2 separate regions of the Mus musculus genome follow, and region 1 is linked to region 2. Evidence: chromatin loops called from intact Hi-C (ENCODE). Cell type or tissue: gastrocnemius. All regions are shown on one strand. Each heading gives the region's core, and the rest is flanking DNA. Links, peaks and the distances in the headings are about the cores only. Region 1 overlaps Lalba (lactalbumin, alpha). Region 2 holds the start of Gm33909 (a long non-coding RNA gene).

Region 1 (16,467 bases), core at 5,523-13,522, 290 kb after region 2:
CTTAGACGAAAATTCAAACTAAGTGAAACAGAAAATCACATCCTTTTAGAAGGCAATTTGGTGAGCTTTGTCCGTTTTTTAATTGCTTGTCTTTAGAGCCACAAATTCAGAGTTAATTCTGCACAAATGCTAAAACAAGAAAAGGCATTTATAGACTGGAGAGATGGCTCAGCGGTTAAGAGCACTAACTGCTCTTCCAGAGGTCCTGAGTTCAAATCCTAGCAACCACATGGTGGCTCACAACCATCTTTAATGGGATCTGATGCCCTCCTTTGGTGTATCTGAAGATAGCTACAGTGTATATGTACAGAAAGAAAGAAAGAAAGAAAGAAAGAAAGAAAGAAAGAAAGAAAGAAAGAAAGAAAGAAAGAGAGAGAGAGAGAAAGAAAGAAAGAAAGAGGGAAAGAGAGAGAGAGGGAGGGAGGGAGGAGAGAGAGAGAGAGAGAGAGAGAGAGAGAGAGAGAAAGAAAGAAAGAAAGAAAGAAAGAAAGAAAGAAAGAAAGAAAGAAAGAAAGAAAGAAAGAAAGAAAGGGAAAAGACATTTGCACAACTATTTAACTGCAGCATTGTTTGTTATTAGAAGGAAAGGCATTTATTTCTAATGAACTCATTAATTCTGCACTATTCTATACACCTGCAAGTATAAGAAGAGTAAGACAAACGGACGAGACCAGCTTCTCAAGGATGTCCGTGCACTGAGAAGGGACTGATGGACAAGTGGCATATGCCTCACGGTTTCTGAAGGTCAATCGTTTTTATTTCATGTACATAGATGCTTTGCCTGTGCATACATATGTGCATCACCTTCCTGAAGGCCAGTGGGTGCTGGAAGAGATCATCGGATCCCCCGACACTGAACTCGCAGGCAATTATAAGCTGTCACATGGGTGCTGAAAACTGAACCAGCGTCCTCTGCAAGAGCAACAAGTGCTCTTAACCACTGAGCCATCTCTCCAACCCTCCAATTTACTTGTAAGGATCTATCCATGTGTCTTAGCTAGGGTTTTACTGCTGTGAACAGACACCAGGACCGAGGCAACTCCTTTTTTTTTTTTTTTTTTTTTTTTTTGAGACAGTTTCTCTGTGTAGTCCTGACCCTCATTCAAAAGATAATTTTTTTAAAAAATGATTATTTTTCTCAAACAAATGCAAAAGCTTTACAAATAAATGCAACCAAACTTACAGAAAAATGATCATTCCTCTATTACCCAAGATTACTACAACAACAAAAAAACAAAAAGAAAAAAAAGAAGAAGCCGGGCATGGTGGCGCACGCCTTTAATCCCAGCACTTGGGAGGCAGAGGCAGCCGAATTTCTGAGTTCGAGGCCAGCCTGGTCTACAGAGTGAGTTCCAGGATAGCCAGGACTACACAGAGAAACCCTGTCTCGAAAAAAAACCAAACAAACAAACAAAAAAAGAAAAACAAAAACAAAAACAAACAAAAAAAAAGGGGGTGGGGGAGAAAAAAATCAACCAGACTCATTTTATGAAGCTATGATTGCCCCAAGGGTCCCATCTACTGCTCTGAGTGCCAGGATTGCAGGGGCTGCCGTGCACACCCAGTGGCACGCCCACCCAAAGCCTGTGATTTGCCGGCCACTGTCACACCCACCTGGTGCCATGCCTGACCAGCGCCATGCCCATTCTTGCCACGCACACCCGGTGCCACGCCCACCTGGGCTTTACTTGGGGGTTGGGGATCCAAAGCCCTATGCCCACGCTTCTGAGCCATCTCTTCAGCTAAGTGCTGCTCTCCATTTGCTTTGTCAACCACTGTGACAGTAGTTTGCAATATAGCTTCCCTTTTAACAACACCAGAATGGTTTGGGCTTTTTTTTTTTTTTAAAAAAAGAAAACAATTATTATTTGCGAATTTCATACATGGATACAATGTGTCTTGATCAAATCTATCCCCTTCCCTCCAGTTCCTTTTTCAATTCCCCCACACCCCTACTCCCTTCCAAGTTCATATGATGTGTGTGTGTGTGTGTGTGTGTGTGTGTGTGTGTACTCGAGTGTGCGCCCATACACACATTTAGGCTTAGATTTTTCCAAACTTATTCAATTAGGATTCTTAAATGCTTTAACCTCCCTCTAGCCCACAAATCAGAGGGAGCAGAAGGAGATTAATAGGGGAAAGGGGTTTGTGGATCTGTTTAGAAGTAGTTCTTTGGGGTGATTTCTTCGTAGTCAGGACCCCAGCAGTCCAAGCCAACAGCAAACACCAAGCATGAATCAGCAGCAGCTGCTCAATCCAGCAGAAACTGCAAAGCCCCACTGATCAATGCAAGTCAGCCAAAACAGCAGGACTCGGTTGAAGACCAGCGAAATGTTGCAAGGCATAGCAGTGCAAGAGCGCCTTCTCACTCTCTGTGGGGTTATATTTATGTTTTTTCTAAACATGGAGTGCCCTCTCAAGTATCTGCTTCAGCAAACCATCCTCTCACAAGATGGCTTCCAGAGACACATCACACGACACAACTGAATTTCCAAAGAAACCAGAAATTTCCACTTCATACATATACATACACACACACATACACACAAGCACATACACACACACACAAGCACATACACACACACACACACACACACACACACACACACACACATGTGATTTTCTAAAACAGTCTCTCTATGTAGTCCTGACTGTCCTGGAACTTGCTATGTAGACCAGACTAGCCTCAAATTCACAGAGATCTGCCTGTCTCTGCCTCCCAAGTGTTGGGATTAAAGGAGCATACACACAAAGCCCAGTTTATTTTTGAGAATTTAGTTTGAGTACTGTATTTACATCATTTCCCCCTCCCTCTTCCTCTTCTAGCCCCTCCCATGCCCCCACTTCCCAAATTCATGAAGCTTCTTTTTGAAGCCCAGGCCACTACAGAAACATACAAATGGTCAAAACCCACAGAACCCTGGACATAGGGTGCCCAACACCAACTGACACTTCTACAACATACTCTACACTACAGACTCAGGGGACACCATGGAACAAGGGGTGGGGAGGTCACGGAAGCCAGAGGACCAGGGCATCTGCTTTGAGACAGTGTTTATACATGACAGGGAGCTGTACCCACAAAATCTCAGCAATGTGGCCACCTAAACAAAACCTGAAAAGTGACAACAGATGGCATGCCATTGAGGATGGGGAATCAAGTCCCCGCTCCTACATGAATAACCACAAGCAAGAAATGACCACCGAGAGAGGAATTAACCAGTCTGCTCCAGGGACGAGCCCCTGATAGGAACGCCAACCCTAAGCAACCAGCCCAAAATACATGGACACATGAGCGACACTAAATGAACTCCACAGGTCATATTTATAAGTGTGAAAGCAAGTATGTGTGCTACAATAATAATTCAAGAACAAGAGGCCATGCTTTAAACTCTTTAAACTTCATATCTGAGTAAGATAAGTCGCAAATGTGTTCCGTGTAAAGAATGTTTAAGTTGAAAATACTATAACAACTTTTTCGGAGGTTTTTTTTTTTTTTTTTTTTTGTCAGCTAAACATTTTATTAGATTTGTGGAGATATCTGAACAACACGATAACATTATAGTTAGTAAAAAGGCACTTCCTCTGGGGAAGGAGTCTAAGGCGGGAGGCACAGTAGATATGTAAGCAGAGCGGGTGATACCGGAAGGTAAAAAGGGGTGTGCATGTGTGTGTGTGTGTGTGTGTGTGTGTATGCTCAAGTGCATTTGTGTGTGTGTGTGGGGGGGGTGCTCAAGTGCATTTGTGTGTGTGCATGCTCGTGTGTCTGTGTGTCTATGCATGTGCATGTGTGTGTGTTTTCAGAATTTTGTGCATATATGCAATGCGTATACCTATAACCTACTCATATATCCATGATATTTTTACATAATAATAGAACTAAAACCAGAATACTGGCTGCCTCAGGGCCCTCTTGTGTGATGTAACCCACTACAAGGGCAACACAAAGAAAGAGTCAGCCACGAGGACCCACTCAGATTCAGAGCGGACCTGCTTAAGGGTCTCTCTAGGGACTTCCTTCATCCTCTCAGGTCTGAGGATGACTCCAAGTCCCTCTGGCCATTGTTATTTGTAAGTAGAATTTTGGAAAACTACCCTTCCCCTTGGACATAAAGACTATGGGGATGAAGCCGTATTCAAAGGTCTCCTGTGAGCTAGAGAGACAGTTCAGCCATTAAAGGCTAAGGCTCATCACCAAAACTTAAGAGCTCAGTTCCCAGAAGTCCCTGCATCCCCTAGGCCTGCATCCCCTAGGACTGAGCCGAGGGGAGCCCACAGAAACCAAGTCATACCTGTGCCTTTGTGCAGCACTGGAAAGGATGTGTTCCACGCATCTTCCTCCGAACACAGCAGGTGTGGGCCTTGGGATCCAGGTAAGGATAAACCTTATTCACATCCATCCATCCCGACAGCTGCCCGGTCGGGGACCCCAGAAGGGGAGGAGTCATAAGGAGAGCGAGATCAGATCCCCACTTATGAACCTGAGTTATCTTTTGCGAAGAAGAGAGGCACCTTCTTCTCCTTCCTCTGGTCTCAACTGAACCTTGTCCATTCTACCAAGTACCGTTTACCCCTCCTCCTTTGTGGGAGATGATAGCTGTAATGTGCAGAAGCTGAGTGGTCTAAATTTGGTAGGGCTTCATCCATACCCAATTCAGATCAGAGAACCTCAGGTCTTGGGCTAAACCCTGAGAGTGCAGTGAAAACCGAGCACATTGTAGATTTGCTGAAACTAGAATTCTTTGGAAGGGCTGATGCACACACACATCCTGAGCCTCTGTTTTGAGGGCCTCCCCCATCTAGCTTCCATTAGACTGTGTGCCACTTCTGCTTGGAGTCGCATACAGGGGGACAGGGATTTCTATTCAGACCATGTCTTTCTTAGGATGTCTAAACTGGAATGGACCTTGGAAACCATCTAGTTTCCCAAATGTTTCCCTTACATTTATTGGAGGTGGTGGGTGTATCCACTGCATGTATGTGGAGCTCAGAGGATAACATGTAACATGGGTCCCAGGGACGGAACTCAGATCATCAGCCTTGGTGATCAAGCATCTTTACTGGCTAAGACATCTGACCTACTCTACTAAATCGTTTTTATGAAAAATTCAAGTGATTTACAAACCCATGAAGACAGAGAGAGGGTGTGTACCTCATGTTGTATCAACAGCGCTTCCAGCAATTATTCAGACATCATTATGGTCTGTCATCCAGACAGCCAGAACGTTTGCTGCTGATTTGTTGTGCTGGTCAATCCTCCTGCAGCTGCAGCTTGACTCCCTTTGGAAGCAGAGCAGAACACCTCTCAGCGTCCTGGGGTCTGTCCTCAGCTTCTTCCCGTTCTTTCTCCTGATTTCTAACCCTCCTTCTCCTTCCCTGCCTTCCCAGGTCTCCTCTACACGCTTTCCACACACCTTCTCCCCTTTGGCCAGGAGCTCACTGCTCTGAGCTAGAAAGAGCTGAGGATCCCACACAGAAAGAAAGCCACATCCAAGCAATCACCTCTCCCCGCCCGGCCCTCCCTCGAGTCTGCGCAATTCACCATCCAGAAGCGCCGTTCACCATCCTGGGCACACAGGGCACAGCACAGCTGAGCAATTTTCTCAGTACTTGTCCCTCAGCTTGCATGCTTCATGGAAGTTAGAAATGTCACTGAGTTCGTGCTCCTGGGTCTAACCAGCAACCCTCGGAGCCAGGTACTGCTCTTCATACTGTTCTTGGTGATTTACCTCCTGACCCTCGCGGGGAACCTGCTGATGCTGCTGCTAATCAGCTCTGACGCCCACCTTCGCACCCCCATGTACTTCTTTCTGAGGTACCTCTCCTTCATGGATGCTTTCTACTCTTCCGTCATTGTGCCCAAGATGCTGAGGAACCTCACGTCTGAGCGGAAGACCATATCCTTCCTTGGGTGTTTCATTCAGATCGCCCTGGTCATATTTTCTGGGGCCACCGAAGCCTGCCTCCTTTCCGCCATGGCCTATGACCGGTTCCAGGCTGTGTGCCACCCGCTGTTGTATGTGGTCACTATGAATGGAAAGGTATGTTCTGGGATGGTGGCTGTATCTGGGGCCATAGGAATGTGTGTCGGCCTGGTTAACACCCTCCTGCTAGCTCAGGAGAACTTCTGTGGCCCGAACGTCATCCACAATTTTGCCTGTGAGCTTCCTCCAGTGCTCTTGTTAGTCTGCTCTGACCCCTACGCTACTATTGCCGCCATCCTGACCACCTTGGCGACCTTAGGTTTTGGTTCACTCGCCCTCCTGCTGGGATCCTACAGCCGTATCATCAAGACAGCCCTGGGCATCAACTCGGCCACAGGTCGGAGCAAGATCTTCTCCACGTGTTCTTCTCATTTCCTTGTGGTTACCATCTTTTATGGCTCAGGAGTGTTCAGGTGTGTCACGCGGTAGTTCTTACTCATAAGTGCTGAGTGTCCCTTTCCTAAACTGCCCTTGACCTACCAAACAGCATTGCTGTGCAGCAGGAAAACACCATCCTGAAGTTCTGTCCAGGAATTTCAAAGGCTTGAGCTCCTATCCAGCTCTGCAGGTTTTTGAAAGGGGAAGGAGGGAGGGAGAGAAAGGAAAGAGACAAGTATAGGGGGAGGGGGAAAGGGGAGACGGAGAGGGAGATGGAGAGGGAGATGGAGAGGGAGAGGGAGACGGAGAGGGAGAGGGAGAGGGAGAGGGAGAGGGAGAGGGAGAGGGAGAGGGAGAGGGAGAGGGAGAGGGAGAGGGAGATGAGAGGGAGAGGGAGAGGGAGAGGGAGAGAGAGAGAGATCCTGTAAGCCAGGCATAGGAGTACATACATGCCTATAATCCCCAGCACCAAGAGGGTCACAAGTTCAAAGCCTGGGTGGCCCAATGAGACCTTTTCTCCAAAAGAAAAAGAAAAGAATCCATTTTTTTCCAAAGGCTGAATTGTCTGTTCTAGAAAGGAGCTTAGACAAAGACTAAACATTTTTATACTTTATTAACCTATGATTTGAGAGTTCTCAGAGGGCAATGCAGAATCGTTGGAAGACTTTGATGTAGTGCTAGACAGAGAAGAGAAGTACCGCATCTTTGAGGGAGACACCAGCTCTCTTTCCTGCAAGGGAAAGTTGGCCCACACTGTGATTATTTGACACTAACTGTTCACTAACTTCCAGATGTGGCCAGGCTCCGTGTTGGCGTGTAATCTCACTCCCACAGTTATTATTAACCTCCATGTCAGGTAGACAGCTTGAGTTTGCAGAGTGAACAGAGTATTCATCAGAAAGCCCCAAACAAGATGGCTGTGGTCCCAGCTAAGTATATTTCATGGTCTCCCCCTTTCTCAAGTATAAGCATCTCTAACCATCGAGCTTTTCCCTACCAAGAGACAGATAAATAATTCCTGTGCTTCTGCTCCTGAGCTGGGCATGAATCCACTGCCCAGTGTTTGTCTCCTTTGCTGTGTCTGGGAGAGAAATGATAAGGTTAAAGCTGGATGTGTGGGAGCGCTCACCCAAGTCTGGGGATAAATATCACAGATACCGTAAAGCAGCAATAAGGTTCCTCCTACTTATTTCGCAGAAATATTAGAAAGATAGATGATTAAAAATTATAGCTAGATGAATACCTTTCCCTTTAAGACTGCTTGTGTCTGTGTGTGTATAATGTATGTATGTGTGTGTGTGTGTATATATGTGTGTGTGTGTGTGTGTATGTGAATGTGCATGTATGTGTGTCTGTGTTTATATATGTGTATGCATGTGTGTATGTGTGTGTTAGTGTGCATGTTTGTGTCTGTGTTTGTGTGTATATGTGTGTTATGTGTATATGTGTGTGTGAATGTGCATGTGTATATATGTATGTATGTGTTTGTATATGTGTATGCATGTGTATATGTGGTGTGAGTGTTCATGTAGGCATGTGTGTATGTGTGTGTCTGTGTTTGCATGTACATGTATGTTACGTGTGTATGTGTGTATATGTATGTATGTATGTGTATATGAATGTGCATGTGTGTATGTGTATGTCTGTTTGTATATATATGTGTGTGTATGTTTATGTGTATGTATGTGTATTTGTGAGTGTGCATGTATGTATGTCTGTGTGTGTATGGATGGATATATATGTATGTATGTGTGTATGTGTATGTATATGTGCACATGAATGTATGTGTGTATGACTATATGTGGGTGTGTATCTGTGTATGCCTGTATGTATGTGTTTGTATGGGTGTATGTGTGTATGTATCTGTGAGTGTGCATGCATGCATGTGTGTCTGTGTGCATGTGGGTGTGTGTATATGTACATGTGCATGCACACACCACATGTGTGCAGAGGCCTAATGAGGGCATTAGATCCTCTGAAGCTAGAGGTACATGTGGTACTGAGCTGTCTGACATGTATACTCCAAACTGAACTACAGTCCTTCATTGCAGCCGTATTCTCAACCACTGAGCTATCTCCCCAGTCCCTGGATATCTTTAAAATTAAGTCCACAGAGTCCATAAGGAGCAAGCACTCTTGATAAGTCACATTTGTACCAATGAAGATAATGCCATTGAAAAAGTAATAATGTTTTTTGGGGGAAATAACCCAAGGGATACTTAGATATGCCCAATGATTTAATCTCAGGATGTTAAATTAAAGTCATATGTTCTGCTTAATCCACTTTCATCTCTCACTTTATTCACCGATTTGGGCTCCTTCTCAAGCCAAAGAAAAATAAAACTTAAAAAAAAAATGTATTCCATCAGGCATTATAAAAATAATGTGCTGGAACTGAAGAGATGGCTCAGTGGTCAGAAGCACGCGCTGCTCTTGCAGAGGACCCAGGTTCAGGTCCCAGAGCCTACATGGTGGCTCACAACCATCCTTACTTCCAGTTCCAAGGGACCAGGAACCCTCTTCTGGCCTCCGTAGCTACCAGCCATTCACATGATGCACATACACATATGCACACAAACACTAATACACAGATGATGATGATGACGACGATGACAACGACGATAGGCTATGATTGTGAGAGTAATCCTCAGAGCGGTGCATGTGGGAAACAATGGCAATGTTGTAAACTAGACACGTAGTTTTGCAAGAAACTGAGTGAGAAACTGAGTGAGAACCTGGTGTGTCCGAATTCTTGTGAATATAGAGAAAAGGTAGTATTGTTGTCATGGCTACAAGCCAAGATGCTTGGAAGAGTTGGAAGTGCGCTAGAAACGCTTTAGTGCGATCCTCACCTGAGCCCCTTAGTACACAGAACTTGTTCTCGGCTGACTCCTCCCTGTGATCTCACCCGTGCTTGGAGGCAAGTGAAGGCAGAAATGACTGACTTCCCAGTGTGGGAGTGAGGTTCCATACTAACACCCAGCCTGACCACAAAGAGAAGTTAGCAAACAGCTGGCCTTGGGAGAGCTCACCGGTTGCCATGGTGATGGTACCCTGAGGTGCCAGTTGTGCGCTCAGTGAGAGTAGGATGGACCACAGCTCTTAGTGGAGTCCAGATCCTCGTCCTGAGTTCACGTCGCTCCTTTGTGTAATCCCTCCTAAGGTACATGACTCCAGCATCTGGCTCAGCCTTGGAGCAAGTGTTGTCTTTGCAGTACAGTGTGGTGACCCCACTGCTAAATCCCCTCATCTACAGCCTGAAAAACAAGGACGTCAAGGCGGCTCTGAGGAGGATGCTGAGCCGGAAGTCCAGACTGACCTTGTAGCCAGACTCTCCTTCTCCATCGAGGATAAGAGTTGTAGAGGGGAAAGGTGCTAGAAGAGGTCTTGCCACTCGGCCACCTCCATGTCACCTCAAGAATAATTTCTCTCCCTCCACTGCCCTGCCCCCTAGTGGCGGGATATTAGGAAACCTCCAGAATAGAGCAGGTGATGCCTGAGACATCCGAAAGACCCACTTAGTACATTAGGAAATCCTCGGAGCTTCGCTAGCCTCTTCTACAGCTATTTTTTTTAATGAAACAACCTGTCAGACCACCAGTGAGGATAGTGCCACGTTCTGAGTAAGTAGCACCTTGCCTGAGTAAGACTCAACTCCCATTTGTTTCCATCTCCCCTACCACCACCACCACCACCACCACCACCACCACCACCCCAAACAAAAAAATCCATTGCAAGATCTAAACCTGCAAGTAAGTGAAAAAGAAACAAATTAACTGTGTCTCTAGAGCCCTGTCTTCATTCATAAAAGCAGTACCCGGAGCAAGGCTCACCAAATCCACAGTTGGTACTTGTGAACCACCTAACGGATGAATGAAGAAGTAGCGAATCCACCTGAAGATGCCCTTGTCCTGCGTGGGCCTAGGAGACCCGGAAGGTGAGGACCACCAACTAATTTTAAGTTTCCTGAGGACAGAACTTCTAATAACTTCTGTGTCTCCGTGGTCTAGTTCATCGTTACTTAATAGTTACATTAGATAGGGACGGAGATTAGTGAGTGATGGAGGAAGGGAAGGGAGAGAACATCTGAAAAGGAACACTGCCTTTGCAAGTGATGTGTCAGAGAAAATATCCCAGAGGAGAAATCGGAAGAGGAGAGAGACTCCATCTTGTGGAGCACTGACCTGAGTCCTTACTGTGAGCTCAGTGGATACTATATGACAGATCTTCCTCAAGCCTTCCCACCTCCCACCTGAACCTCCTGCCTGGGGTTTGGAACTGTTCCAGACCTAGAGGAAAGAGAAGTTGGAGAAGCAGAACAAATGCCCAGCCACCAGCCTCCAGGACACTCTGCTCACAAGAAGTCATCCCAGACAGAGCGGCAGTTTCCCATCCGGCTTCTTCCCCGATGCCAAGAGGACTGCCCATGTCAAGTCTGCTGCTGTAAGCAGGGAGAGTGTGGCTTGGTGGTAGGACATGTGCATAGGAAAGGAAGAAAACAGCTCCCTCATCATCCCACGTGAGGTGACAGCAGGTGACAGCATTTCACTTGGAAGAAGGAAGGCGGGAGGAGCTAGCTAGTGCTAGCTGTCCGTCAGATGGGATAATCACGCTCGACTGAGTCACAAAGGTAACATTTGTTCCCACAAGACAACTTATAATTCTTATAATTCTGTGAATGCCATGTTAATTATTGAGTAAATAAAATACGCAAGCTAGTGGGGGGAAGAAGAACAGACTAGGCACAAGTGTGTGCCTGAGAGTAGCAAATGCTGACCTCAAATGTCCTCTGCTGTCGCTTGTACAAAAGAACATTATCAGTGCGCCTTACTTAGGAAGTGGTTTCCCACTTACACAGAAACTGAACCGAGGGAAAGAACAGTTGAAAGACTGCCCCACCATCCTGATACATAACAGGGATGGATATACACGCATTTTATTTTATTTTGTTTGTTTGTTTGTTTGTTTGTTTTGGTGTTTCAAGACAGGGTTTCTCTGTGTAGCCCTGGCTGTCCTGGAACTCACTTTGTAGACCAGGCTGGCCTCGAACTCAGAAATCTGCCTGCCTCTGCCTCCCAAGTGCTGGGATTAAAGGCGTGCGTCACCATGCCCAGCTATACACACAACCTTCGGTAGCAATAAATGACTGGATGTTTAAAAACAAAACCTGATTACATGCTGGCTCCCATTCTGCTTCTTGCTCCCCCAACCTAGAGCAAGGTTGTATGATCCTGTCTCTCCTGTCTTCCTTGTGCAATTCACAGTTGCAGGGCAGAGTCATTTGATCCCAAGTGCAATCGTGCAGTGGTACATACACCACCATCCACCATCTGTAGCATTAGATCTGATACATCACTTGTAACCATTCCATCTGATACACCGACATCCATCACTTGTAACCATTCTATCTGATGCAATTTGTAACCGTTCCATCTGATGTACGGCCATCTGCTATCCATAACACTTGATCCCATGGGCAGTCCTACAGCTGCACACTGCTCTTCACCGTCCTCACAGAACCCACACTGTGAGACTCTCAAATCTTGGACCTTGAATCCCCAAGGCAATGGAGCTAATAAACTCATCTCTTTATGAGATAGCTGCCTCAAGTATCCCCCAGTGATAATGATGCAAAGGCAGCCGACATGACCAGAACCAGGACACCAGGACACTCATCAGCACAGTCCAGCTTTGCCATTTGATGGTGCTGGTTCCTTTTTTTTTTTCCCCAACCATGAGGCCGTCTGAAGCAAGTGCAAGTTGATGGCTAAGGGGAAAACATGCAAGTTCAGGGAGTAGAATGAACCTCTGACTCTACCCTTCCACACACACCCATGCTCAGGGCGTGGATAAATCCTGGGGACTTGGAGAAGCCTTTGTACCATGATAAGTATGGGAGAGATAACATGCAGTGTCACAGGAGAGACGACATAGTGTGTTTAAATTTACACTACAGTGTAACGATGGATGCCAGTTATTTCCTAGGAGTGTTTTCACAGATAAAAGGCAGCTCTACACACACACACACACACACACACACACACACACACACACACACACACACCTCATTTGTGCCTATAGATTTGCTAAGCATAGGAGCTTCATTTAGGAGCTGATGATTGCTAAGACAGAAGAAGTCTCAAAGGGTATTGGGTAGTGCAATAGTTTCCATTGTCTCTTGACTGGGTTTAGAATTTCCAGGGAAACCCATATCTCTGGGTGTCTATGAAGGTGTTCCCAAAATGTTTAGGTAAAGAGAAAAGACCATGCCTTAAACGTGGGCAGCATCATCCCATGAGCTAGTTTCCAGACTGTATAAAAAAGAGAAAATGAATGTAATTCCAGCGTTCATCTCTCCTGACTTCCTAACTGCACACAGTGTGGCCAGCATTCTCTACAGTCTGCTGCCAAGGCTTCCCTGCCACAGCAAACTGCATCCTCAAGCCAAGAGCCATTTAAACCCATCCTCCCCCTAAGTTTTATCTGGAATGTCCTCACATATATTTTTTAAAAGAACTAATACGGTGGAGATCTTTTGAAGCAGGAAATCTCAGAAAACCACCTAACTCAAAGCTTCTTAAGAGAAATCAGGTCATGCACATGGGACAGAGGTGAGCAGGTCACACTCAGACCAGCAATGAGTAGCAAGAACGAATGGCAAGGCCAGGATCTGACCCCTGCCACACATCCTACAATCAAAATAAGGAAAGTTCTGCAAGCAGTCAGCTTAAAAAACAAACAAGGTTCAAGACATGTGGTAGAGAAAGACCAAACCAAAAGGCTCCATGTGAATACATTCTTAAGAAATGGTAACTTTCGCCGGGCGGTGGTGGCGCACGTCTTTAATCCCAGCACTTGGGAGGCAGAGGCAGGTGGATTTCTGAGTTCGAGGCCAGCCTGGTCTACAACGTGAGTTCCAGAACAGCCAGGGCTACACAGAGAAACCCTCTCTCGAAGAAAGAAAGAAAGAAAGAAAGAAAGAAAGAAAGAAAGAAAGAAAGAAAGAAAGAAAGAAAGAAAGAAAGAAAGAAAGAAAGAAAGAAAGGAAAGGAAAAGAAAAGAAGTGCTGTATATGCTGTATATGTGTGATTTCCAGAGAAGAGGTCTTGTCGCAGCTCACCTTGAAAAAATAAATTCCTCAGCTCCCTCAATCATCTGTTGTCTCATAACTATTCTGTTATAACTTCTACCACCCCAGACCCTGTCAAAACCCCACCTATATTTCCAAATCCAGTTAAATTCCACCCCTGAGAGTCTAAGTGTGTGACCTCACACACCTGTAATCCCAGTGTTCTGGAGCCTGTGGCTGGAAGATGAGTGGAAATTCAGGCCCAAGCTGTATAGTGAGATGCTAAGAAAAAAAGATCCACCACTCTCGTCCTCCTTGGGAGCTGAGGTATAGTGTGTTTGTGACAGGTACACATTTGTGCATGTGAGTGTCGAAGCCAGGATTAGCCTGGGGTTTCCACTTCTCAGGAGCTAACTTCATTGTTTTAGGGGACAGAACCTCTGAACTAGGACCTGAGGCTCACAGATTAGGCTAGACTCACCAGCCATCAACCCCCAGGGATCCTCCTGTGTCCACCTCCGCAGAACTGAAACCACGAGCTCACACCACCATAGCCAGCTTTTCATATACACGCTAAGGGTCAAACCCGGGTCCTCACACTTGCTTGGGTAGCCCTTTATCCGCTGAGCTAATTCCCCTGCCCCTGGGTGCTTTCTTGATCTCCATTTTTCCATTTCCCTCAGATGCAAATTATCTTTTCTCTAAGAATAGGCAGGGCTGGGCTGAAGAGCTGTATCTGTGGTTTCGAACACTACAGAGGACCCAGTTCAATTCCCAGCAACCACATAGCAGATCACACCTGTTTGTAACTCCAGTTCCAGGGCACCTGATGCCCTCACACAGATATACACCCAAGCAAACACCAGTGCATATACATAAAAATAAATGTGTCATTTAAAAAGCTAATTCTGTTCGGGACATATTTCTAGCCTCTCGTTAGTCTTGTAACACCGCTCCCTGTATTACAACTATCTGCATTGTCTCCCCTAGGATGAACCCCTCGAACAACTTTGTATCCCCTGTGGTTGCTGGATGGCCAACAAATTGATACAGATAATGCTGTTCATGTTCCTGTGGTAAGCTCTCCTCCTTCAGCAGCGGGTGGAGTGGCTACGACCTGGAACTTCAGAGCCCTGCCCTATTTCCACCCTTTCCCTGTAGAAAGAAAACACCGACAGACACATCAAGTCTGGCCCTTTATTTGGGACAGGAGAGGGCTCTCTCGATTTTGTAAAACCCCCATCGAGACCCTCGCCGTCACTAAGCAAGGGTTTGCAGTCCAGTGCGCCAGTCACACTCCCATAGGGAAAAAAAAGTCCTCTAGAGTCCGGTGGTGTCACTACAGGGTACAAGGCTCAGAGGCAGATCATCTTCACAGGAATAGCAAGAGCCAAGCTGAGGTAGCCTTAGGGAAGAGGCATTCCTGACCACGGGGCAGGAGCAGCAAGGACGGGGGGGGGGGGGGGGGGGGCTCAGGGCTTCTCACAACGCCACTGTTCAAGCTTCTCAGAGCACATGGGCTTGTAGGCTTTCCTGATCACAAAAGAAATGGACAAAATGAATGGGCTGGCTGGAACTTTCTATTTAACTTAACTATGCCAAATAACTGTTCCGTTATGACATTTTCATACGTGTATATCATCATACTTTGCTCAGCTATCTCACATGCGCACGTGCACACACACACACTTTCTCCCCTCTTAATGATGGTTGTCAGTGACTAGCATAAAGCTGCATTTAGGTTCGTCCTCAGGGTGAGGTGAAAGATTGTAGAGAAGAAATGGCATGGGCTTCTAAGTGGAATGAGGCTCACTATAATAATAACAACAACAATAACAATGATAATAATAGGACTAGTGGAGCATGGCTTTAATCTGAGCACTCGGAAGGCATAGGTAAGCAAATCTCTGTGAGTTTGAGGCCAGCCTGGTCTACGGAGTGAGTTCGAGGATAGCCAGGGCTACACACACATACCACAGACACACACATACACACACAAACACTCACTCACAAAAACCTCTCTCAACAAGCCAAAATAATAATAATAAAATCAATAAGAGTTCAGATCTAGGAAAGATGTGGAATAATACCACAAGGGCTTTAAGGATGAGAACTGGCCAGGGGAAGAGAGTCCTGGACATCAGTCTTCCAACATGGAACTTCATATCGGGGAAGTTGTCACACAAAAATGACACGAAGAAGCATTTTAAATGTAGACCTTTGGGACTCTAGATGAGTTTTGTTTTGGAGACTCCATCCAAAATTAAATGGTCTGGAGAGGGAGGTCAGAAGAGAGCAAAGACGACGACTTACCAGTAGTCGATTCCTTTGATAGCCAGGATCTTCTTGGCACACGCTATGTCATCATCCAACTCGTCATCCAATAACTCTGTTATAACAGAGTGCAGGAAGGAACAAGACAAATAAGAAGTACAGCTCAGTGGACTGGTTCCTCTGGCCCCAGAGTCAGGGGAACTGGTTCTGAGTTGAAGGTTTGGCCTAGAGACTTTCTATATGAAACGGCCAGTCTGATAATGCCTCCCCTCCATGGGAACTCCATTCCCTTCCCTAGGACACCTCACGAGACAGCATCAGATTCATCACGCCCTGAAAATACAGCGTATCAGACTTCAAGACTCACAAGTGTCCCAAACTACCCTTCCCTGAACCTTAGGGGACTCTCTGGGCATGTGGAGATCATGACCAGTGACCAGGTTCTTACTAAGCACTGCTATCTCAAGTCATATGGTACCCAGCACACCTGAGACATGCTGGGTACCAACAAGGAGGCTGCCTGGGAGGACTCGGAGGCAGGCTGTAGAGATACAGAAGAGTGTGGTGAAAGAGGATACTCACTGTCACAGGAGATGCCACAGATGTTCTCCGACTCGGGGAACTCACTACTTTTACACCAAAATCTGTCACTGATCTGGAAGAGTCCGTACTCTGTGCTGCCGTTGTCGTTGACAACAGCTTGTGTGTCGTAGCCACTGGTATGAAATAAAACACAGGCCCCTGAGGGAGACAGAAGAAAGA
Region 2 (16,467 bases), core at 4,722-12,721:
AGGGCTCACTGCTGAATATTTCAGGAAGCAACACACATTGGAAATTACAAAAGCCTGCAAATATATATTCTCTCTAGAGATAAAGGGCCATTGTTTTTGCTTAGTCTTTAAGAGTAAGGATCAGGCTTTTGTAAAATGGGACTAGTCATTGAGTAAAGTGTAACGAGATGTTTCAACTCAAAAAGCACCAATGAAGAAAAGACCAATTGAGCCTGGCTCTTGCAGCATCCGTGCCTCCTGGAGCCTCCTGAGTATTTCCTGGCTGGAATTGGAACGGCCATCTCGATGGAATTATTCACCACTTCCTTGATGAATTTTAATTACATTAGCATCTATCAGGTGCTACAGCCCTTCTCCCCATTGCTTCCAAGTCTTTAACAGTAGAGGGTTGACAAAGATGCCCGAGAGTCTAAGTAAGCAATGTCTTAGTTCACCGGGGAATGCACAAGCATGTCGCTGTTCACCCCAGATAGGACACCAAAGGCAAACCGAGGAACCATCTCACCCAAGTCTAGGACGAAGAACTAGTGAGTTTATAGGTTTGCTTAATAGGGGGATTGGGATTGAAGGGAGTATTAGAGAAGCATGAGTAACTCCAAGGCATCACAAACAGCCCACCCCAGCATGGGTGGCTGCTCCCAAGAGCAGCATCGGTGGGACTCCCCGCCCACTGGCAGGCAGCTCTCTCTCATACACCTGTAAGGTAAGTGCTACTGTTTACCTCACCTTTCAGGGGTGGGTCTTGTGAAGTGGGTAACTTTGAGATCCTCCCTCCCTCCTTTCTGGAAGGCACATTTTAATGGAGAGAAAATAACTTAATATCAAACTCCATGGCTTCAAGTTAAACTTTTCAGTTTGGGGCCAACCCAACCACAACTGTTTCTGGAACCGCCGTCTCTAACCCACCTAACGTGCCTCTCTTAGAGATCTGCTCCCAGACTCAAAGACAAAGCACAGACAGTTTCATAGCAATAAGCTACAGCTTTAACCTGGTACAGCTAAACTCTGCTCTTGGAGAACGACCCCCTTCCCTGTGACATAAACTGGCCCTTCCACACAGCACGCAGATTTATGGACTCACAATGGCGTTGCAGATTATGCTTTCTGCTTGACGTCTATGAGTGGAAGCCTTCCTAGAACTAAGCTACGCCACTCCTCAAATATATGTCTATATATCTCGCAAGACGTAAAATGTCTTGCTTCGAGAGGCAGCTTTTCATAAACTTCTCCCCTTATTAAAATGCTTAATATAGAACTGTATTCAGGGCGCCTACTGTGGTCGGAATACTGAGACATAAAAGGGCTGTCCATCAATCTTTCATACTAGCTATCATCACCCCCTCCCCGCCTCTACATTGTCCTCAGAAGGTGAGTTCCCCCTGAAAAACAGCTTTTCTGCTTGGAAGCAATGTGTTTAGAGAAAGAATCCGGCTCTGTAAATAGTGCTGTAAGAGCGCCACCTTTTGAGGAATAGAGACATTACAAGAGGAACCTCAAAGTGAATTTATGTCTTTTTTTCTCTTCAGGACTGGCAAATGCCTACTAAAGGCTTGGCTTCCTGCCATGTGGTGGGTGGCGAGCTGAATAAGTAGAATGGATCTGAAGAATATATTTTAAAAAGGCAACTGCCATAAACTAACTTCGCTCCTCCCGCGGTTACCTACTCCGAAAATTAATCTTCCTAAACCAGAGTTCTGAATAGTTACTCTCCTTAATGATCTGCAACATCTTCCCATTGCTCCCTATATTAAATATAAAATATGGCGTGTGTGTGTGTGTGTGTGTGTGTGTGTGTGTGTGTGTGTGTGTGTGTGTAGGAGTCAAGCTCCCTGCCAAGAGCCGGGCATACCCTCCCCCACCCCCACCCCCTATATTTCTTTTCCTAGCTACTCTTTAAGGACCGTCTTACCTCATCAGAAGCTCAGATCATTCCAATCAATGCTGGAGAGGGTTCCCAAGTGAATTCTGCTCCTTCAGTCCTGGATGAGCCTCCATTCCTTTCCAGAAAAGTCAGGTACAAACCTCATCTCCAGAAGTGAGCCTTCTGTCCTAGTTACTGGCATTACCCGTCTCCCCTGGTCGTTTGCCCCTCATGCTGCCCGAAAGTGAAAAAAATCCCCAGAGATACTAGACAATTCTTTTTTTATTATTATTATGAATGTGTGCTTTTATTTCTAAGAGCAAGGTTCACCGTTTTCATCAAAATTTTTAATGGGTAAAGTCGAAAGGAGTAGTGAAGCGGGCAGTGGTGGTGCATGCCTGGTACTCGGGAGGCAGAGGCAGGCAGATTTATGAGTTTGAGCCCAGCCTGGTCTACAGAGTGAGTTCTAGGACAGCCAGGGCTACACAGAGAAATCCTGTCTCGAAAAACAACAACAACAAAACAAAAACAAAAAAAACCCAACAACAACAACAAAAAGGAATAGTGAACTCTGTGGCCAAAGTGTCCTGCTCTTCATTCCCCGGAGATGCCTCCGCTACCCGCTACTCTGTAAAGCTCCTGACTTTAGTATTCCACTTTAGACATGAAGAAATGTGACCTCATCCTTCCTCTAAGTGTCTACGGCGGCAACGGGGTGGGTGGTGGGTGGTGGTGGGGTATGACAATAACCTTTAGATTTATTTGTTTTATGTATGTGAGCACACTGTTGCTGTCTTCAGAAACACCAGAAGAGGACATCAGATCTCATTACAGATGCTTGTGAGCCACCATGTGGTTGCTGGGAATTGAACTCAGGACCTCTGGAAGTGCAGTCAGTGTTCTTAACCACTGAGCCATCTCTCCAGCACCCTCCCAGCCCCCCTTATTGCCTTTTTCTCCTCCTTGCCTGCGTGTGTTCAATCCTGAGCACACTGTCCATCTGTTTCCAGGCTTATGGGTACCTTGAGAGCTGCGACTGTGTATTCGTGCTATAGGGTCTGAGGTGTCTACGGGGACTTTATGGTACTGTAGGGTGAGTGGCACCTCATTTTAGGATCCCCAAGGAAAGGAAAGAATACTGCCACGAATGATCATTGGGTTCTTATCACTTGGGTCTTAAAGGTTCGTTCTTATTTAAATATCATTTATTTCTAAATTTCAAAAGGGACTTTAAACTATCACTACCACGTACACAACTATAACTAAAAGTCACTCCAGAATTACAATTACTTAGCCTTGAGCCTGGCACTTCTGAATCACTTTTGTCCCTGTCTGTATTTTTTCTATGCATTTCTATTAGATGCCATACTGAGTTTTAGCAAAGCAGTTTCTTAGGAAAGAAAATGTTGCCTGCGGGAGTTCCCTCCACGGCCCAACTCCTAATCTCTGATGCTGTACTTCCTTTGATCTTGCCAGAGACAGTTTAAGGTAGGTGTTTGAACAGCACTAGTATTTCTCCAAGGGTTGATGAACTGAGGGCTTCCAGTCATATCAGTCACTTTGAATGATAGCTAAGGTCAAGCTCGAGGAGTGTCCTTGTGTCCTGACTTCTGGGAGCTGGCAGGAATTATAAACTACCATTGGTTATATAGGACATTCTATTTGAAAGATGTTTAGATGTGTGAGAGAAAACAGTTTCCTGTATCAATGGAATTTACATTATTATCATCGTTTTTCTGAGGAAAGATCTCACTCCGTAGAGCAGTCTGACCTCGAACTCACAGCGATCCACCTGTCTTTGCCTCCAGAGTGCTGGGATTAAGTATGTGCCCATCACACCAAGCAAAATTTACTTTATTATAAAGGCATCTTGATAATAGCCCCAAAAAAGTGTTCAGCTGAATAATAAAAGGAAAAGGAGCAATTGAGAAGCAGAGGTGAGGGCTGGAGAGATGGCTCAGTGGTTAAGAGCACCGACTGCTCTTCCAGAGGTCCTGAGTTCAATTCCCAGCAACCACATGGTGGCTTATAACCATCTGTAACAGGGTCTGACGCCCTCTTTTGGTGTGTCTGAAACCGCAGTGGTGAATACATTAAATATATAAATAAATCTTGAAAAAGAATTTAAGAGAAACAGAGGTGAGGATGGAACTGAAACATTGTCACCTCTAAGAGTCTTTAGTTTTTTTTCTGAAAGAAACTTTGTTGATGTTTGTGCAGCTATTTATATGTAAGTTAGATGTCCAATGGGTCTTACCAGTTACAATTTGACTTTGAGTCATTTCTTTTTGCTGCTCCCAGACACCCCTTCTCCAGGTTGGTCCTTGGCATATGGGGAAAGTTGCTGTGCATGCAGGCAGGAGAAGGTACAATAGAAATGAAGTACTGTAAAGACTCAGAGTAGGGAGAACATTGGAAGAAAAGCAGCAGCTGGCATAGCATCCCACTCTGGGAAAAGGAAGTAGAGTGCTCTTGGCCAAAGCACCAGCAAACCTTCCCTAAATGAGCTACATAGGTGTCTGCACAGATGTACAAAGTATGTTGTGCAAAACAATACAATTCTTGCATTTTACACATAGAGACAAAGTATCACAAGCAAACGAGAAACAAACAGCCGACCTGACCTCCTGCCTGAAACATGGCAGTCAAAAGGGGCCAGCAGTCCCTTGTTCCAAAGAAACAGAGCTAAGTTCTGGCAGGGGAGAAGGGCTCGCCCACTCCAGGACACAGACTGTATTCTCTTGTTCTCTTGGAACAGAAGCAGCTCACTGTAATCTACAGAACTTTAGCCTCGAGTTTGGCAACTTTGAGAAGAAGAGGGTCCTGGAGAGGATGACAAAACCAGGCAGTGAGGGTCATAAAACAATACCCAAAGAAAAGGGAGAAAGAAAGAAAAGCAAAGTGGCACTTAACATTACGAAGGCAAAGCAGCATTCTGTCCCAGAGAGCCTGACTCAAAAAGGAGTCACTTCGGTAAATAAAAGGAGAGGGAAGAGGTACCTTTGTAAAAATGTGCCAGAGGCTAAGAAAACAGGCAAATAGGCAGCATTACAGATCTCAAGAACAAACATGGGCATGAAGCCAAGTTCTAACAGGAAGGGGAAAGGTAATTTAATGGAAATGGTAGCCCTTAGCACAGTGGTTCTCAACCTGTGGGTCGGGACCCCCTTTCATAGTCCATCAGATACCCTGCACGCCAGATATTTCCATTATGATTTATAACAGAAAAATTACAGTAATGAAGTAGCAATGAAATAGCTCTACAGCTGGAGGTCACCACAACTTGAGGGACCAGTGTTAACCTTGCATTAGCAAGTCTGAGGACTGCTGTTGTAGAAGGGGGAGGGGGCAGCAGAAGTTGCTGCTCTGGGTCTGCTTGTTCCTCAGAGGAGAGTCTTTAAGGTAACCATGTGGATGAGTCCCTGTTAGCCCAGGAGATCAGGCGAAACAAACAAACAAATCCAATGACAATACTCAGATGATAGAATCTTTGTAGTTGGAAAGTCTATGAGATTAAAGGTTCAAAGATGACACTTAGTCAATAGACTTTCCTTGGAGGAGTATATGCCGTGGCTGGTGGGAGCCCACCTAAAGAACTCAGATATAGAGATGTGCAGAAAATCAACTTAACGGAGTGGTACCCATACACCAGTGCTTTCAAAAGTACCACGAGGACTCTGCTTTTACAATTTTTCAACTTTTCTGAGCTTAATAATAAAAAGTTAACTGTGGCTAGAGAAACAGCTTAGCAGTTAATAGCTCTTCCTGCTCTTCCAGAGCTGCTGAGCTCAGTTCCCAGAACCCACTTTGGTTGGCCCATAACCTCTTGTGACTCAGCTTCTGGTATCTGCCACCCTCTTCTGGTCTCAGGGGACACTGTACTCTTGTTCCTCAGAGGAATACACACACACACACACACACACACACACACACATACACACACACACACACACACCTTTTAAGAGTTATTGAGTCAGGTATGATGGCTCATGCTTTTAATCCCTGCACTTGGAAGGCAGAGGCAGGAGGATCTCTGAATTCTAGGCTAACTTGGTCTAGTTAACCTTTTAATATGCTAATGTTATATAGATTAAAAATGCTACAAATTCAAACTCAAATATTTTTGATCATAGCAGTAATAATCATTCCATCTTCCGTAGCTATTGCAAACAATAAATCCAACACATTTATCCTATTAGAATCTGTGAATTTCAAAGGACATCATGTACAAAATGGGTTGATGACAGAGTCGAATAGAAAAAATATTGGCTTTGCCTAAAATGAACAAGAATAAAATATCGTTCTAGAATATACAATTAATACCTGCAAATAAATAGGAACAAGACGTCAGACCACTGGCATAAAGGAACAAAGGATGTGATCTGGCAACTTACTAAAGAGGAAAAACTAATAGGAATATGAAAATTCAATTAAAATAGTTAATAATATAACACAAGCTAAACCAATAATGTGTTATCTCTTTATAGCTACCAAAGCTACAAAAATAGGAGCTGGCAAAGTTGCAAATATCAGACATGCAGCTCTATAGGGTCTTTGGAAAGCCATCTAAGAATACATGTCACGTTAGAGCTTTACACAATATAGGATAAATCTTTTTACAGTTCCAGAATGGATCAAGCAGGGATGTCTGATGTAGAGTTATAACCTAGTGAGCAGAACTGGAGATGACACTGGAGTTGTCATGCCACTGTGAGAGTGAGCCAAGAGAGGCAGAATAAATGTTAGCATCTGGCAAAGTGCATGGAGCTGGAAAAACATGCTCAGTGACTCAAGTAAACCTAGGACAGGGCAGACATCTCAGCAGCTTTGGAGAACTAGAAAAATGAGTGTCTAGGAACGGAGGTAGGGCTCACTGATAGGCATCTGCTGAGCATGGGCAAAGCTCTGGGCTCAATCCCCAGTAGAGAAAAAGAAAATTCCACAAAGCAACTATGTGTGCAAAACACAAATATACACAGTAGAAAATTATTAACCTACCATAAAAGCAGAAAGATGAGAGTAGAGACAAGAGATATGAATAGAACAAGAGAGTTTTAACTTGCAGACATTAATAATGGTGCGTGCCATGAATCAGAGTATGGCTCATCTGATCTCCTGAGGAGCAAATAAAACATAATGACAATCTATCAGAGCAATATCTGAAAGATGAAGGGCCAGAATGAGTAATTCTTGCAGAAAAAAGTCCCCCAACTCTTGACAGCAAAATGAACTCGTTATTCCAAATAAGTACAGAGATGTGTGGTGCTCGGGCCCACAGAGGATTGCTAATAGTTGTTAGGGTGAGTGGTAACATTTGCTGAGTTTTCTGTAGGGTGTAAAGTTATTCCACAAGCACAAGGTGCAAACATGTAAGGCTGACACAAAGCAGGAGGAGGGGGCATTATCTTGGGCTCTTTCTCTGGAGATATGGGAGATATGGTCTTTTATTTCTGTCTCCCCTAACTTCAACATACTTTCTCTGTGCACCACCTTTTTCCTTCCTTCCTTCCTTCCTTCCTTCCTTCCTTCCTTCCTTCCTTCCTTCCTTCTTTCTTTCTTTCTTTCTTTCTTTCTTTCTTTCTTTCCTTCTTCCTTCTTCCTTCCTTCCTTCCTTCCTTCCTTCCTTCCTTCCTTCCTTCCTCCCTTCCTCCCTTCCTTCCTTCCTGTCTGTCTGTCTGTCTGTCTGTCTCTGTATGCCTGGCAAAAGTGCAGGGTCAGCTGTAGTGATGGGTAGATGAGATATAGAATTTCTTGATGGCAACTGTCCACTCCTATGGGGGAAGAGAGTTTTTGAGAAGTAGGCCGTGTAGCATAACAGACGCACTCCAAAGCATCTACACTTCACAGGTCATCAAGTGAACATTATGCTCAGATTTATCTATCTCCTGGGACCCCGTCGTCCCTTTCAGATGTTCCTATTTGAGGCGATTGTTTCTGCTTCCTAGTAAGGAAGGCGGGTCTTGTGTTTGGGTAGGATACTTTAAAGAAAGAATTATTTTTAAAGGCCCAGGTGGGGGCTGTACAAAATCACAAACACAAACAAAACAAAACAAAACAAAAATCTAGAAGCAGTGTGAGAGCTCTGTTGCAGATGTTGGGAGACAGAACCAGGTGGAGTGTGTGGATCAGTAAACCCCCTAAAGAGAAAGCGGGAGGGGAGGGGTGTCTAGGTGGCGTGAGGTGGGTAGACTAGATACCCAACCTCGGGTTCCGCCTTTGCCATTCATGGATCGAACCCGATGGAAAGCAGAGACGAATGTGAACAGTTTATACAGGCCAGTATGACAAGGACGAAGAGTCGAAGAGTCGTAGAGCCAGACAGAAGACATCTAGGTCTTTAGAGCTAGTATTACAAACGTTACAGTTAGCGTTTAATTTTCATGACCCACATAAGCCGTATTTTTCTATATGCTAAACCGTTTCACAAGACTCGGGGACTTGTGGGGTGAGGGTTCTCAACACTTTCTCCCCTGTCCTGTTGGAGAAGCTCTCCTTCTGTTCTGTTTGGTTAACGTACCAGGATTTTGCTAGATTTTATGAGGAATAAATACCGTCACAACACCCGGTACAGTCAAAAGCACTTGCGCCAAGCGCTGAACATTTAATTGGGTAGAGAGAAAAATAAATTACTCAAAAACGACGCGGGAGTCCAGAGATAAGGAAGACACACATTGTGGGAACTCAGAGATCCCAGGGACTCGAGGTACGTGGCGAGAAGGTTTTCTCGGGTGGTTAACTGAAAGGGGGCGATAAGGCGGCTGAGGACACTGCAGTTGTTTACTGGCGGGAAGTGCAGCCCAGCATTACACAATTCGCTAAAAATGGAGCTATCGCTTGGAGAGATTCAGGCTCCGCATCCTCGGACTGGACGGGCAGCTACCGAGCCTTCATGTGATTGGTAGAGGGCTCTCCGGCTATGCTCCACCCACACCCCCAGCCTCCGCCGAAGGGGAGGGGTACTCGGTTGGATGGGTATCCCACGCCCTGAGCTCCTGGGCAGGATCCTGCAGCTGCCCACCTCGGCCGCTGCAGTCACATCCCGAAATAGACCTTGTTTCTCAGAGGTGGACAAATCTGGATCCGGCGCGGGAGGGTTGGTCAAGGAGACGGCGCTCATTGGTTGTACAGGACGCGCCGATAGGCGGAGGAAGGCTGATTGGTCGCAGGTTCTGCCTGGTTCTAATCAGGTCAAGGCCTGCAGCGTCTTCGGGTGCTGCCGCCAGGTGGAGCTGGGCAGGGAGATGTGAGGACCTCGGGGAAGAAGAGGAGGATCAGAGAGAACTTCTGGGTTCTCTCTGGATTTTTTTTTTTTTAGGGGGCTGAGCTAACTCTAATGTAGTGGTTCTCAACCTTCCTAGTGCTGCGATCCTTTAATACAGTTCTTAATGTTGTGGTGACCCTCTCAACCATAAAAATTTTTTCGTTGCTACTTCATAACAAGTTTTGCTAGTTATAAATTGTAATGTTAAATATCTGATATGCAGGATATCTGATATGCATCCCAAAGGAGTAGAGACCCACAGGTTAAGAACAGCTGCTCTAGGCCCACCTAGTCATCTTGTCTTCTTGAATCCAGCCTTTCCGGAGCCCTTCTTAAGTAGTTATCTGGTTTTGCGTGGACCCTGCAGCTCTTCCCTTCAGGGGGCGGGGGCGACGACAGCCCACAGCTGCAGCAGGGGAGATCTGGCACAGGCAATAGCTTGTGAGCCCTTCTTATGACCTGTTCCACCTGGGAGGCTTGAGAGGACAGTTTCAGGTCACCCCAGGTCGGATTTCTCACTAACTCCTAGCCCCCAACCCACCTTCTGACATGCTTGTTGAACGCACATATGCAAGAAATCAACTTTTTTTGGGGGGGGGGGGTTGGAATTTCAGTCCTAACAGCCAGCACCCCTTCCCGATTTGCACCTAACAGCTCCTCCGAATTCTTCATGGTTTAGCTAACATCACCTCCTTGGCATTCTTCCGGACCTCCTTAGGTGAGCTAAGGACAGTAACAAAGTTCCACTGCAGTGTAGCTGGTGAGTTTACCTGCGGTCAGTCTCGGGGACACTGACTACCCAGGGGCAGGTATGCTACTAAAGGAAACATTTCTCTCCTTGGAATCCTTGACCTTGGATAGCCCCACTCCCACTTCCTCTATTAACTACTTAGGTGTCTTTAGGAAGAAGAGGGGCCTCATAAGCCTCTCCCTTTCACTGACGAAGTCAATGGAGTGTGCAGGTCACCTGTAGGTGATCACAGCTGCTGAGAGAGAGGTCAAAAGGATAATAGCAGTGTCGTGCCAGAAGAGAAGGGGGGTAGGTTCTGGGGCAAGGGCACTGGAGTGAGAATGGTAGCCACACCCTTTAAATACTGTGTAATCTGGGAAAAAAAAACCCACTAGGAACTTCTGTTTTTGATGTCAAATAGTGATCCTACTATCAAGGGATTCAACTGTAAAGGTCTTAGGACCAACGTACTTAATAGCCTTGAGCTGTTGTTATCTGGGCTTCAATGTTGTTTTACACGGACCCTTTAATAACACAGTTCTTGCCCTGTTCATAATCTCACCGTCTAGAAGTGCTCAGAACTGTCGGGGAGCGGTTCTCAACTTGTGGGTCAGGGTCGCCTAAGACCATCAGAAAACACAGATATTTAGGTTACAATTCATAACGGCAGCACACTCACAGTTATGAAGTGGCAGCGAAAATAACCTTATTATTTCATGTGTGGGGGTCACCACAACATGAGGAACGGTGTTAAGGGGGTCTCAGCATCAGGACGGCTGAGAACCACTGTTGCACGGTTGTGATGTAATTTTCAAAAACTGACTCAAAAGCCCACTGTCTTTTTTCTCTGCCTGCCCTTTCCCGGCTTGCTTTTCCTTTTCCGAGACTTTTTTGCATATTGGAATTTCAAACTTAAGAAAGCTAGGACTCCAGACTCCATGGTGACCCGGAAGGTCATGGTGACCTTCCCCTCAGTTTGATAACTTTAGACAGGGTTCTTCTGGGTTGTAAGTCTCTCCTCTTTTTTTCTTACAGAACTTACTTCAGAACACGTGCCACTGGTAATTTTCTCTGGGCCTTTGCTATGTATGTAAGTCTTAGAAACTTACTGCCAGTTTCATGACCCAGAAAAGGTCTTCTCAGGACCTGAGCTATTGAAGGTCTGTCCTTGAGGAAGATTGGTGTCCTCTCTCTCAGCCTGTGTGTGGGTTAAGAACCTGACTCCAGGTGGGTAAACCAATAGTTTTTTTTTTTTTTTTTTTTTTTTTTAAGATTTATTTATTATATAAGTACACTGTAGCTGACTTCAGACACACCAGAAGAGGGCGTCAGATCTCATTATGGGTGGTTGTGAGCCACCATGTGGTTGCTGGGATTTGAACTCAAGACCTTTGGAAGAACCGTCAGTGCTCTTACCTGCTGAGCCATCTCGCCAGCCCAAATGATAGTCTTAAAGTCTGGGACAAGTTTACTTTCCCTTAGGTGAGACCGATTAGCAGCACAGGTCACTTCTAGCGGCCCTCCCTTCCAGGAGGTTGGTTCTCTTCTTCCATCTGTATGGCATCCAGGAATGGCCTTACTTGATGGGCCATCTCCTGACCCAGTCCACCCTCCTCTCTCTCTCTCTCTTTTCTATTTTGTTTGAGACAGGGTTTCAATATATACCACTGGCTATTGAGCATGCCCCACCCCCTTTAAGAATATTTTTATTTAACTTAAAAAGTAGTAAGATCTACAAAATATATCTCAGGGAACCCTTTCTTGCCTTCTTGCTTTTTTGTTAATCCTCCTAACCCTTTCTTTCTCTTCCTGTATTCATCCTGCTTGAGACTTGCCAACTCTTGGATCTCCCTGTCTCCCCTTTACTTTCACATCGAATGTGCCCTGCTCCCTTTCCCTCCCCTCCCTTTCTCTCCTCTCCCTCCAGCCCCTCCCATTACACAGTCTTTGTCCCCTTTCTAGCTTTCTGGTCCCTACAGGCCTTCCAAGTCAACAACACAAATCTACAACTTTGAATCTAAGACTTGAGAACATTCATCGTTTATCGGTTACCATAGTACAATGCTCCCCATGTCATTTCGTTTTCTTCCCCCCTACAGATTTCACTGTTTTTTAAAAGATGAATACAATTGCACTGTGTGCAGGTACTACACTTTCAGTATCCATTCTTCGGGTGAGGGACAGCTAGGCTGACAGGATTTTCTGGTTATTATGAACAGAGTCTCTGGTTCAGGATACAGAGCCCTTTGGGTAGATGCCAGAAGTGTTACAGCTGGATCATATGTTAGCTCTATTTTCGGTGTCTTCAAAACCTCTGCAGCAATTTCCTTAGAGGCAGCACCAGTCTACGGTCCCACAGTGAACAGGGGGGTCCACTTTCTTTACAGCCTCACCAGCATTTGAAGATAGGGACTGAACTCATTCTTTGTTTTGATTCTTTAAACACTTTTTACTCTTATTTATTTCTTGTGCACGTGTGTGTTTACAAGCACCTACACACCACAGTGTCTCTAAGGAAGGCAGAGGTAGGGTCTCTAGGGAAGGCAGAGGCCAGGGTCTCTAAGGAAGGCAGAAGACAGCTTGTAGAGTTTGTTGTCTCCTCCTATCTGTCTGACTTCCAGTAAAAAGAGTTTATCTCAAGCTCATTTACTCCATGAGCTGTCTGATCTCCCCAGCCCGGTCATTTCCTTTCCCTGTTGCTTGTGGAGACAGGGTCTCACTATATAGCCCTGGCTGTCCTGGAACTCACTAGGTAAACCAGGCTGGCTTAGAACTCACTGCCACCACACTCCACTGTCACTTGTTTTCTTGATGACAGCCATTCTGACTGGTGTGAGGTGGAATCTCAAAGTAGTTCTAGTTTGCATTTGCCTAACGAATTGGCAAATGACATTGAACATTTTAAAAAATATGTTTATGAAATGTAGCAGCAATTAATGAAAAGAAGGCCCTGGATTCAAAAGATGGGTGCACGGGAGGCTTTGGAGGGAAGAAAGGGAAGGAGGAAAGGATGTAATTATTAGAACTTTCCTTTGAGAACCCTCTGTCCAGTTCTACAGCCTACTTTTTAATTGAGCTGTTTTCTTGATGTTTAGGTTTTTTTTTAAGTTCTTCCTATGTTCTAGACATTAACCCTTTGTTCATTGTAAAACTAAGAAAGATTTTCTTACAATTTATAGATTACCTCTTCACTTGACTGATAGTTTTTTTTTCTTTTTCTTTTCAAGGTAGGGTTTCTCTATGTAGCCCTGGCTGTCCTGGATCTCACTCTGTAGACCAGGCTGGCCTCGAATCTGCCTCCCTCTGCCTGCCAAGTGCTGGGATTAAAGGCAAGCCACCACCGCCTGGCTACAGACTCAGTTCAATCACACAAGGTCCCATTTGTTGGTTGTCTGACCTTCTACTCATAAAAGCCTGTGTCTTGATGTATACCCCCACTTTTTCCCTAACAGCCAGCTTTAGAGTTTCATGTCTCATGTTGGGGTTCTTGATGCATTTGGGGTTTGTTTTTGGATATCCACAAGTAGACACCCAGTTTCCCCAAAACCATCAGCGGAGAGGCTGCCTTCCTGCAATGTGTAGTTTGACCATTTACCTTCATTTCTTATTCTACTGCTGTGTAAAATATCCCAACAAATTCGATAAAAGAAAAGGAGTTTATTGCAGTTTATAGTTGAAGAGCAAACTGTCCATTCTGGCAGGGAAGATAAAGTGGCAGGATCATGTATCTACACACAGGAAACAGTGGATGACTGATCACGTTGTATCTATACACGGGAAACAGTGGATGACTGACCTTACTCTGCTAGCTTGCTGGGTTTTATACGGAACCAGGAATGGTCCTGCCTACTTGTAGTGTGGATTTCCCAACCTCAGTTCACTTAATCAACATAATTCTTCATGGGCCTGATCAGAGGTTAAATAATCCCTCAGAAGTATGGAGGCTTGCTTCCCAGGCACCTGTAGATCCTGTGTAGTTGGTGACATGCACTACCAAGGCATCTGTCAAAACTCAGATGGCTAAAGTTACATAGAATTCTACCCTCTAATCAATTCCAGTAATCTACATGTCTGCTTTGTTTCCAATACCAAGTCTAATATGGCATATTAAAAGATTGAAAAGTCACTTATTCCTAAATGTATGTGCAAAAAGTTCCCCCAGGGGATGGCATGTAAAAGAACTATACAGACAAGATAGAGTTAAATACTCATTGACTCTTGCGGAACACAGAGGAACTAGTCAGGAAAGCCTCACGTCTCCTTAAAGAAAATTCATGGGAAAAACAATTCTGGAAATAAAGTCAGAAATGAGCCTGAGACATCAGGAAGAACTTCTAGGTCTGAGTCTAGTGGCAAGGCTCCTTTTTAGAGCTTCCCCAGAATTGAAAAGCGAGGTGCTGAGAAAAGCAACCTTCTCCCTACTGAGGAAACTTCTCCAGACACCCTCCTTCTGGGCAGATCCTGCCTAAGCCAGGCTGCCTCTCCCAAGAGCCCGCCCCATGGCCCCCTTCATTTCCTTGTTGCGGAAGCTGTAGATGACCGGGTTGCACATGGGCATGATGATGGTATAGAGGAGGGAGAAAGACTTGTCTTTGTCAGGCCCATGTGTACTGCGGGGATTCATGTAAGAAAACATGGCTGAAGTGTACAAAAAGATGACCACAGTCAGGTGGGAGGCACAAGTAGAAAAGGTCTTCCTATGGCTTGAGGAGGAGGCCCTGTGGAGGATGGAGGCCAGGATGCGGGCATAGGAGGTGATGATGAGCACCATGGGACTGAGCAACACCACAATGGCATCCACAAAGATCAACTTCATGGTGAACTTGAGGTCCCCGCAGGAGAGAGCGATCACTATGGGAGCCTCACAGAAGAAGTTCTCTATGTGGTTGTCTTTGCAGAAGGGATTCCTGAATGATATATACTCAAGAAAGATACCATTGACCATCCCAAAGATCCAGGAAGAACACACCAGCCTGACACACACCTTCTGGCTCATGATCTGGGCATAGTTCAGTGGGTGGCAGATGGCAACATAACGATCATAGGCCATGAAAGCCAAGAGGATGCACTCGGCCACACCCACTAGAAAGACCAAGTACATCTGGGTCATGCAAGAGACAAAGGAGACAGTGTGGTTCTTGGTCACCAGATGGACCAACATCTGCGGGATGGTGGTGGTGATGAAGCAGACGTCCAGGAAAGACAGGTGTCCAAGGAAGAAGTACATGGGGCTGTTGAGCCTGGGGTCAGTCCATGTGATGAAGATGATGAGGCCATTCATGGCCATGGCGAGGCTGTAGAGAGCCAGGAAGAGGGTGAAGAGCAATGCCCGTGTGGAAGGGGAGCTCTGCTCAAAGCCCACGAGGATGAACTCAGTCACAGTGCTGCTGCTGTTCTTCGGGTCTGCTGTCTGGGACCTGTTTGAGGATGGGGGACAGGGAAAGCACAAAGGATACAGCTGTATGGGAGCTAAGATGGTCACCTGGACCAGACACCCAGCAAGAGGCTTTCCCTGGTGTGATGGCTATTCTTGGTTGTTAACTTGACTACATCTGGAATGAACTACAATCCAGAAATGGAGGGCACACCTGTGATCCACATCTTGAGGCTGGAAGACACAGGCTTCTGACTGGGATCTCGACATGGGATGATACATGCTTTTGATCCAGATCTTGAGGCATAGTGGCCATGAAAAATTTAGGCCCAGGCAAGTTAGTACATGCCTTTAATCCCAGGAGACTGAGGCAAGTGGATGTTGAAATACATCTTTAATCTAGATTATATGTTCTACTGGAGGCCTACATAAGGACGTTGGAAGAAGGAAGACTCACTCTTCTTTGCCTGCTTGCACTTACTTGCCAGCACAAATGTTAGAACCTATTTTTTTTTCCAGGATTCCAGCTTATACAAAAGACAAGCTCAAACACCTAGCCTCAAGGGACTAGGGACCTACTAGATTCTTGGACTTCCCATTCACAGCTGCACATTGTTGGGTTAGTTGGGTTGCACACTCATTACAATAAATTCCCATAATATATAGAGAGATATTCTGTAAGTTCTGTGACTCTAGAGAACCCTGACTAATACACCCAGTGATAGGGAAAGTTTTGGAATTTATCAATCTCTGGTAAATCTGTGTAGTAATGGCATAGAAATGACAAATGCCAGGGTCACCACAGGCTCTGTGCATAAATTCTAATTTTGGAAGCTGAGAAAGTAATCGCCTTGACTGTGGACTGATCAGATGCCCTGTGGAGTGTGTGTGTTCCATCTCCTCTGATTTCTCACTCCATGAACTACTAGATTGTTTCTCCATGAGATTTCTTGGTTGATCAAGGCATCAGCCGGGCCCACTGGCATCATCGTCATGTGGGAAAGTTCTAGCATCTAGGACTACCCTGGTGGTCTGGAAAGGGGAGGGAAGGCAGAAGACATTGTTTAATATGGACCCACAGTCCTTCAGTCGGCTGACATGTCGAGGCTAAGATAATGAATGGGCAACATACATCATCAGTGAGCCACAATCCACAGTTCTTGGACTTGGCCAAGAAGAAGTTGGAGTTTAACTCTAGGAGTCACTAGACCCCACTAAAGGACAATGCTTGCCTGTAGTTC

The links. A loop is a pair of places that touch in the nucleus more often than their neighbours do. Peaks named below come from ENCODE experiments on the same cell type or tissue, not always from the same donor. Only the 100,000 strongest peaks of a DNase experiment are listed, where the experiment ranks them.
Region 1: a loop joins it to region 2, with 2.8 times the contacts of the local background. A loop is called at or near these places in 7 of 42 quality-filtered maps.

The regions. Positions count from the first base shown.
Region 1 is chr15:98,465,786-98,482,252 of GRCm38, forward strand. It overlaps Lalba (lactalbumin, alpha), which reads right to left. Exons shown (of 4, transcript NM_010679.1): 2 at 16,288-16,446; 3 at 15,745-15,820; 4 at 14,615-14,964. The coding sequence ends at 14,904. It also overlaps the pseudogene Olfr240-ps1 and the pseudogene Olfr280-ps1. Among named protein-coding and RNA genes, the nearest start is that of Lalba, 8.7 kb to the right of the region's middle. In gastrocnemius, for the core only: a CTCF peak has its summit at 9,823 (motif pointing left); DNase peaks (open chromatin) are centred at 9,805 and 10,698.
Region 2 is chr15:98,172,522-98,188,988 of GRCm38, forward strand. Gm33909 (a long non-coding RNA gene) reads left to right here and starts at 8,012. Exons shown (of 4, transcript XR_384431.4): 1 at 8,012-8,564; 2 at 10,888-11,079. Olfr288 (olfactory receptor 288) reads right to left here. Exons shown (of 3, transcript NM_001011733.2): 3 at 13,492-15,269. The coding sequence ends at 14,318. In gastrocnemius, for the core only: a CTCF peak has its summit at 9,076 (motif pointing right); DNase peaks (open chromatin) are centred at 8,923 and 9,569; H3K4me3 peaks cover 1,450 bases; H3K27ac peaks cover 4,972 bases.